Regions from separate parts of the Homo sapiens genome. Here region 2 is linked to region 1. A link is an interaction called in ENCODE POLR2A ChIA-PET data of the cell type or tissue named here. Cell type or tissue: PC-9. All regions are shown on one strand.

The links. ChIA-PET counts read pairs that join two places held together with the same protein. Peaks named below come from ENCODE experiments on the same cell type or tissue, not always from the same donor. Only the 100,000 strongest peaks of a DNase experiment are listed, where the experiment ranks them.
Region 2: POLR2A ChIA-PET joins it to region 1 with 8 read pairs; 30 of 35 experiments call an interaction of 5 or more read pairs at or near these places.

Annotation. Positions count from the first base shown.
Region 1 is chr11:34,343,510-34,347,509 of GRCh38, forward strand. The region is part of intron 1 of ABTB2 (ankyrin repeat and BTB domain containing 2); the gene reads right to left. Among named protein-coding and RNA genes, the nearest start is that of ABTB2, 12 kb to the right of the region's middle. In PC-9, no CTCF peak of the experiment used is centred here; DNase peaks (open chromatin) are centred at 1,562 and 3,192; H3K4me3 peaks cover 1,470 bases; H3K27ac peaks cover 4,000 bases.
Region 2 is chr11:34,177,318-34,181,317 of GRCh38, forward strand. The region is part of intron 3 of ABTB2 (ankyrin repeat and BTB domain containing 2); the gene reads right to left. Among named protein-coding and RNA genes, the nearest start is that of NAT10, 74 kb to the left of the region's middle. RefSeq lists an enhancer at 3,395-3,594. In PC-9, no CTCF peak of the experiment used is centred here; no DNase peak of the experiment used is centred here.

The DNA of each region.
Region 1 (4,000 bases):
TGTTGCTCAGGCTGGAGTGTGGTGGTGTGATCTGCGCTCACTGCAACCTCTGCCTCCCAGGGTCAGGTAGTTCTCCTGTCTCAGTCTCCCGAGTAGCTGGGATTACAGGCGCCTGCCACCACACCGCCTCATTTCTGTATTTTTAGTAGAGACAGGGTTTCACCAAGTTGGCCAGGCTGGTCTCGAACTCCTGGCCTCAGGTGATCTGCCTGCCTTGGCCTCCCAAAGCGTTGGGATTACAGGCTTGAGCCACCATGCCTGGCTGACACTTTTATTTTTAAGCTATCCAGATAATACTAACGTGAATCTAGGATTGAAAACCACTGAAACAACAACCCTATCAGCTAGGAACTATGGCAACCCCATTTAACAGAAGAGGAAAACTGAGGGCAGAGACCTCAGCTATCTAGCTGGCAATCAGACAGTGACAACTCCTTCAGACCCCATCTCTTAGCCAGGCTTTGCACCCTGCCCCTCCTGAGCAGCCGAGGTCAAAGCATCCAACAGGCGGTTGGATACTCCCAAACCATTCGGACACCACTCCAGGCCCCATGCCTTCTCAAGCCACCTAAGAGCGTTCTTTTTCCGGCCAAATTTCAGACCCACACTTGACCTCCAGGAATCCAAAGCTGCCTGAAAAATGGAGTCTTGCTTTCCCAGAATTGAAGGACACAGACGCAAAGTCACAATGATCCACAGAACAATTGGACTAATTAAACAGCCCCCATTTTAATGACAGGAAACAACAGAGTTGATGATCTTTATTAAAGGCTGCTGGCTGCCTACAAAGAAGCTGGAAAGCAAAATTCAGGGGCTTTTATGGCCATCAGCCAAAGATCGTAAGACTGAAAATTAAATCTCTATTGTCTGAGTCTCTATGCAGCCCTGCTATACTGAGCCCACCCTCTGGAAGGGCAAAGAAGGGCAATATTTCAATCCATCATATGACTAATGAAGTTCAAGGTGGCCTGTCTCCCAGCCAACTTCCTATTTGTTTTTCGGAGACAGGGTCTCACTCTGTTGCCCAGGCTGGAGTGCATGCAGTGGTGTGATACCGGCTTACTGCAACCTCTGCCTCCTGGGCTCAAGCAATCCTCTCACCTCAGCCTCCCAAGTAGCTGGGGCCACAGATGTGCACCATTATACCTGGCTAGTTTTTGTATTTTTTTGTAGAAACGGGGTTTCACCGTGTTGCCCGGTCTGATCTCGAACTCCTGGACTCAAGCCATCCACCTGCCTCAGCCTCCTAAGGTGCTAGGATTACAGGTGTGAGTCACTGTGCCCGGCCCAACCTATTTGATATCTGTATGTGATTTGAGACAGACAACTAAAACCGCACTAGGATCTTTGGTGCAGTCCTGCTTCTTCCATACACAGCTTTCCCCACTTCAGTCAATGGCCACTCCCTCCTTCCAGGGCTCAGACCATAGCAACTTGGTGTCATCCTTGATTCCTCTCTCATACCTCACACATCCAAGCTGTTGGCAAGTGCCAGTGGCTGGTCCCGCTGCGTCCACACTTGATACTAAAGTCAATTTCCAACACAATAGAGAGAGTGACCTTGTGGAAATACAAATCAGATCAAGTCACTCTGTGCTTGAGTCCCTCCAATGCTTTTCAGCTTACTCAGAACTAAAAGCCAATGAATTATTACCCAATGGCCTACCCCACTAACCACCCCACCATTTCCTCTCCAACCACATCTCCTGCTACACTCGCCCCAGCCGCACGGAAGGAGCTTCTCCTTGGTGGCTCCTTGAACCCACCAGGAATGCTTGCTATTCCCTCTGCCTAGAGCTGTCTTCTCCAGCCAGGCTGGCCTCAGGTGATTCCCCTCACTCTGCCTCATTATCCACAGGGCCTGCACCCTGCCCTCCTTCAGGCCCCTTTTATTCATTTGTTGCATCACCAGCTCCTGGAACAGTGCCCAGCACACAGTCCTCAATAAATATTTGTTGGGTGAACAAACGGATGTAACCCAAACAGAACTCCTGGCCTCTCCCCTACACAGTCCTCAGACTCCCCACCCCCGCCATCATCATTTGTCTCCTCAAAGACCAGTGTGGTAGAAAACACTACTTAGAATACTTTACAAGCACCCACTGGACAGGTGGGGGACATTGCGATGCCTTCTCAGAGGCAGCCCTACCCCTGAGGCCTTCTCACCTGCTACTGAATTGGGTCCCAGCATAGTCCTGGCCTGCCCAGCTGGTACTCAAGTGGATTAAGTCCAGAAGAACAGCTGCAAGCAACTTGCTTCCAAATTGTGTCCCCATGTACAACTTTAATTACCCGGCTGCTGAGATGGGCTGAAGAAGAAACAACCAGGTCCCTGGCTTTCACAAAAGCAACTCTTTTTTTGCCATATGTTCTGCCTCTCCAGAAGATTTCATCAATTTTCAACTTGGGATTTGACGGGTAGATGGGCCGGTTGGGGAAGAGAAACAGGCAAGCCACCCCATTTCCCCAGCCTCTCATACTGACCTGCCCAAGCCCTATTCAAGCTATGTGACTGTGAAGTACATCAGGGTTCAGAGCCTGTATACCTCGGAGCATGGAGCTCCATGTCTCGGCCTTCAGCATTCCTGGCAGCCTGTCATCCTCAGTTACTCTCATTTTCCCTCCTCTTTGAAACACCGGCCCTGCCAATGGCAACAAACAGCATTTAAAAATATCCTGCTGGATTATACAGCTCTGCCTTTGAAATTCCTCACAATGCCTGTCTCTGTCCCACATCGTATAAAGAAGGGTGTAGCATATTTAATTTTTTTTTTCTAGCTGCTCCCCTGCTATAAATATCCAAGTCTGGGTAGGCGGGCTTCAAGCACATGCTATATGAAGTCACCTCGGAGCTGGATCTCACCACAGTGCCGGCCTGCCAGGACCTGGATGCAGCTGTCAAGCACTGAAGCATGAGGTCGGCCAAAAGCATGTAGCACTCATCTTTCTGGGGAAAGGGGCACAGGAAAACCCTGAGTACAGTAATCACAATTAATCTTAATATTAAAAAGACAGTGTCCAGCCCTATTACCAAGCCAGGTCTTCAAAGAGCTCGTCCAGCACCATCCTGGGTGTTTCTTTCCCAAGGATACTAATTACAGCGCTCGACCTTAGGAAAATGACTGCACAGTGTCCATGTGGGGTCTAGAAACACTATCAGAGACAGAAAAGCCCTTGGGGAATCTAGTCTGACCTCTCCACACCACAGATAAGGAAACAGAGATCCAAGAGATGGAATGATTCATGCCAGGTCACAGACGGGGCAAGCTCCACCCCAGAATTTTCTGGATCCAAATCCTCATAGCTCTGTACTGGATTGTTCCGGATGCTTGTGCACGTACACCCACTTGGTGTGTGAGCCTCAGGCTTGTGTTTATTAATAGCTCTCCTCACAGCAAATACTAATTTTCATATTTTAAAATGTACAGACTAAAAAAAGTTGTAAAGGTTTCAATAAAAGCTTGGCCTCAACTGTAGGGAGGGTTTTCGTGCACTGAGAGGCCCATTTCAACCTCTTTGAGGTCCAGTTTAATGTCTCCTCAACTCTAACCTTGTATGTCCAGGCTTCCAAGTTTAGTTTTCTTGTTTAATTTTTCCATCATGGGCCTGACTCTCCTCAGCTTACTTTTAGAAAGCAAACCATGGGCCGGGCATGGTGGCTCATGCCTGTAATCCCAGCACTTTGGGAGGCCACGGCGGGCAGATCGCTTGAGGTCAGGAGTTCGAGACCAGCCTGGCCAACATGGTGAAACCCTGTCTCTACTAAAAATATGAAAATTAGCCAGGTGTGGTGGTGCCTGCCTATAATCTCAGCTAACTGAGAGGCTGAGGCAGAAGAATTGCTTGAACCTGGAAGGAGGAGGCTGCAGTGAGCTGAGATCGCAGCACTGCACTCCAACCTGGGTGACAGAGTGAGACTTTGTGTCAAAAAAATAATAATAAAAATAAAGAAAGAAAGGAAACTGTGGGCCTCAAGTCACTAACTACAAATGACTGTGTA
Region 2 (4,000 bases), 170 kb before region 1:
ATACACTGGACTCACTGGGTATACACTGGGCTCATTCAGCCCTCACTTTACCATCTTGGCTGGTGAGGTGGAAAATTGAAAACTGCATTTCCCAGTCTCCTTTGCAGCTGGGATTCTGGAAATTAGGTTTTATCATTAAGATATGCTGCATGAAATTTGGTAAGTGAATGGGAGGCAGAGGCCACCTTTGTGTTCCCTTTGTCTGTTTTTGCTAGCAAACCAGGTCATGAAAACTGAGGGTTTTTTTTTCCTACAGAACATTCCAGTCCAGTTTCCACCTATCTGAGGCTTCAGAGTAGTGGTAGTGATGGTGAAATGATAAAAGCAATAGCAAAGTCTTTTTTTCTTTTTTTTAACCTCCCACCTCAGCCTCCCAAATTGCTGGCACCACAGACATGCACCACCATGCCTGGCTAATTTTTTATATTTTTAGCAGAGATGGGGTTTCACCATGTTGCCCAGGCTGGTCTCGACTCCTAAGCTCAAGCGATCTGCCAACCTCGGCCCCCAAAATGCTGGGATTACAGGCATGAGGCACCGTGCCTGGCTGCAACGCCTTCTTGATTCCAGCTTTACTCCTGAACTGCAGCTCCAGAGGTGTTGTTCAAACTCACAGTTCCAGGCGCTGTCTCAGGGAGCAGCTCCCCTAATGGGCGAGTTCGTCATTCCTGGATGCTCAGCCTACACCCTGCTCCACGAGCTCCTCCAATGATTCTGTGAACCCCCAACTCCCTGCATTAAATCATCTCCTGCTTACAATACCCAGAATGCTGCTTCCTGAATGAAAACTGATTAATACTTTCAATATACAGAAATCTAGATTAGCCCTCTGCCTCTTTCAATATACAGAAATCTAGATTAGCCCTCTGCCTCTGGGGAGGGGCTGGTGCCCACATGTACAAACAAGGCCCCCAAACTGATCCCTTCAGGCCTTACTCCTTGGTCCACCCACCTCCCCAGCCTGGGATCTGTGGGAAGGTAAAAAGAGAAGTAATTCATGGACTTTCTCAGGAACATGCCTTCCATGGGCTGTGGGTTCCAGGCTACTGTTTCCTTCCTGATAATTCCATGGAGTCTGCTGGGCAGGCTGAGATGAGCTGGACCTGCATGTCTGGCCATTCTGGAAAACCCCTTTAAAAACTCCCATCTGCAACAGCGTGGCTGTGTGAGAACTCCAGGGTGAGAGGGCCTGAAGGAGCAAGGCTGAGAATGACTGATGTGTGCACCATCCTCAAGATCCCAAAGAAGTTCTCATTCCCCGCTTGTTGCGTTTCCCGTAGGCTGAGCTTGGTCGTTCCGTGCCCGAATGCAGATATCTGCAGGGCCAGAGCCAGGAGACCGGGTCGGGGCTGAAAAAGCTCCCTTTGTTCAGCCTTTCTGCCTGCTGAATTTTTCCTTAGCTGGATCTGATACCTCAGAATAGTGGTTCTCAATTTTTTCCCTGGTCTCAGGACTCTATATATACTCTTAAAAATTGGTCGGGCATGGCAGCTGACACTTGTAATCCCAGCACTTTGGAAGGCTGAGGTGGGCGGATTACTGGAAGTCAGGAGTTTGAGACCAGCCTGACCAACTTGGCAAAACCCCATCTCTACTAAAAATACAAAAATTAGCAGGGTGTGGTGGCACACACCTGTAGTCCAAGCTACTCAGGAGGCTGAGGCAGGAGAATTGCTTGAGCCCAGAAGGTGGAGGTTGCAGTGAGCCAAGATCACACCACATCACTGCACTCCAGCCTGGGTGACAGAGTGAAACTCCAACTCAAAAAAAAAAAAAAAAAAAATTAATGAGGACCTCAAAGAGCTTTTGTTTATGTGTGTTATTCTACGGATATTGGCTGTATCAGAAATTAAAACTGAGAAAATGTTAAACACATGAACGCACAAGCTCATGTCCCATTTGCCGTCAGAGTGATGACATCATGATATCACACAGCTTCTAGAAAAGTCTCCTGGATACTTGTGAGAGAACAAGAATGAAAAGGCAAATAACTTCTTGTTATGAAAATAGTTTTGGCCCTGTGGACTCCTGGCAAGAGTCCCTGGGACCTCAGGGGTCCCTGGACCACACTTTGAGGACTGTTGCTGTGGAAGACCACAGCTGATGGCTAGGACAAAGCTGGTAGGGGCTGGCAGGCGGCGCTGGCACAGAGCTGGCATTTCGCCCCTGGTGGCACACGGTCTGGTGAATCCTAGAGTGGTGTATGGCTTGCATGCATGCTCCTGGCAAAGGGATCCGAAGGTCCTAGACCCCTTCCCTGTGGCATCCTCACTGGGAGAAAGTTCTAGTTTCTTTTATACAACTGAACTTGCTCTATAACCTTGGGCAGATCGTCATCCTCTGTGGGCCATATTTTGTATTAAAGAAGAAATTGCCAAAGTTCGTGGTTTTTAACTCCTTTCATTGTGAGAGCCCTTTTGCTTTTATTTCACAGACTCCATACGATAGTAGCTGTACCTACTGCATGGTGACCAAGAGCACGGACTCCTGAGGGAGATGGCCTGGGTTGGAATCCAGTGTATTCCCAATGAGTTCAGCTATGTGGGTCTATGCAAGTTACTTCACCTCTCCCGGTCTCAGTTGTTCCATCAGCAAAATGGTTATAAATAATAGGACCACCTCACAAAACAGCTAGAAGCATGCATGTAAAATACTTACCATCATATTTGGAACATGGTAACTTCTCCATAAATGTTAACTATTATTACTAGTTTAGTGTCTGTTGACAGAGAAAATATATAATAGCAAAAAGGGCTATAGGAATCTGGTTCTATTAAATGCCTCAGCTCCAGCTTTCTGAAAGTCCAGCCAACTCTTTGCCTTCCCCCCACAGCAAGTATAAACATGTAAAGCCTGCAAAAGTCTGCCAGCAGGCTGCCCACCACCCACTCCATCCCAGCTCATAAAACAGAGAAAACAAATGCAACCACTATGTCGAGTGTGAGCTGGAAACTGTTTCTGGCAGTGCAGCCTCTTGGCCTTGGCAGTGAAAAAACTCACACAAGGGAAGGGGCAACAGCAAGGAACACAGACCCAGAGGCCTTGGGTCATGAACGTGTGTGGTGGCGAGGGTGGGTGAGCAGAGAATTACTTCAAGGGATCAGCAACCCCTGATCTGTCCTCAAATGCTGCAAACAGCCCAAAGGCCTAACCTAAATACCGTCATATGCATACATGCAGACAAATCCCAGAGATGGACAAAGCCACTTAAAAAGGTCAGTGGCTTTCTGGTAGCATTTGTCTTTGTGTACATAAAGGGCAGCACATGAAATAGACCAATGGAAATGGGTCTTTTTATATGAGAAGCATGGGAAATCCCTGACCACCTCCTCTCATTGCTAGAGGAGGAAAAGGAAACCCAGAGAGGCTAAGCGCCTTGCTCAAGGTTACACGGCCAATTCAGCTGCAATAGGGATGCTAGACCCAGGTGCCATAACAGTCTCTCTCATCTGCCTTTAAGTTAATCATACAGGTGAGCCTGATTGTTCAATCCAAGGGTCTCCTAAGGCCCCTCAATGGAACTAGGACTGAGAAAGCTATTATTCCCCCCTTTAAAAAATGAAAGAGTATAAGCTTCTTAAGGCCTTGGTTTGTTTTGTTTTGTTTTGAGACAGTCTTGCTCTGTCACCCAGGCCGGAGTGAGGTGGCACGATCTCAGCTCACTGCAACCTCCGCCTCCCTGGTGCAAGCGATTCTTCTGCCTCAGCCTCCTGAGTAGCTGGGACTATAGGCATGCACCACCATGACCAGCAAATTTTTGTATTTTTAGTAGAGACAGGGTTTCAACATGTTGGCCAGGATTGTCTCAATCTCTTGACCTCCTGATCTGCCTGCCTCGGCCTCCCAAAGTGCTGAGCTTATGGGCGTGAGCCACCATGCCCAGCCAAGGCCTTGGTTTTAAGAGGCCCCTGCAGCCTGGAAAACAAACAAACAAACAAACAAACAAAAAAAACAACCCTGTTGCACTCAGAAAGCATATGATTTATTGGGATTACAGTCC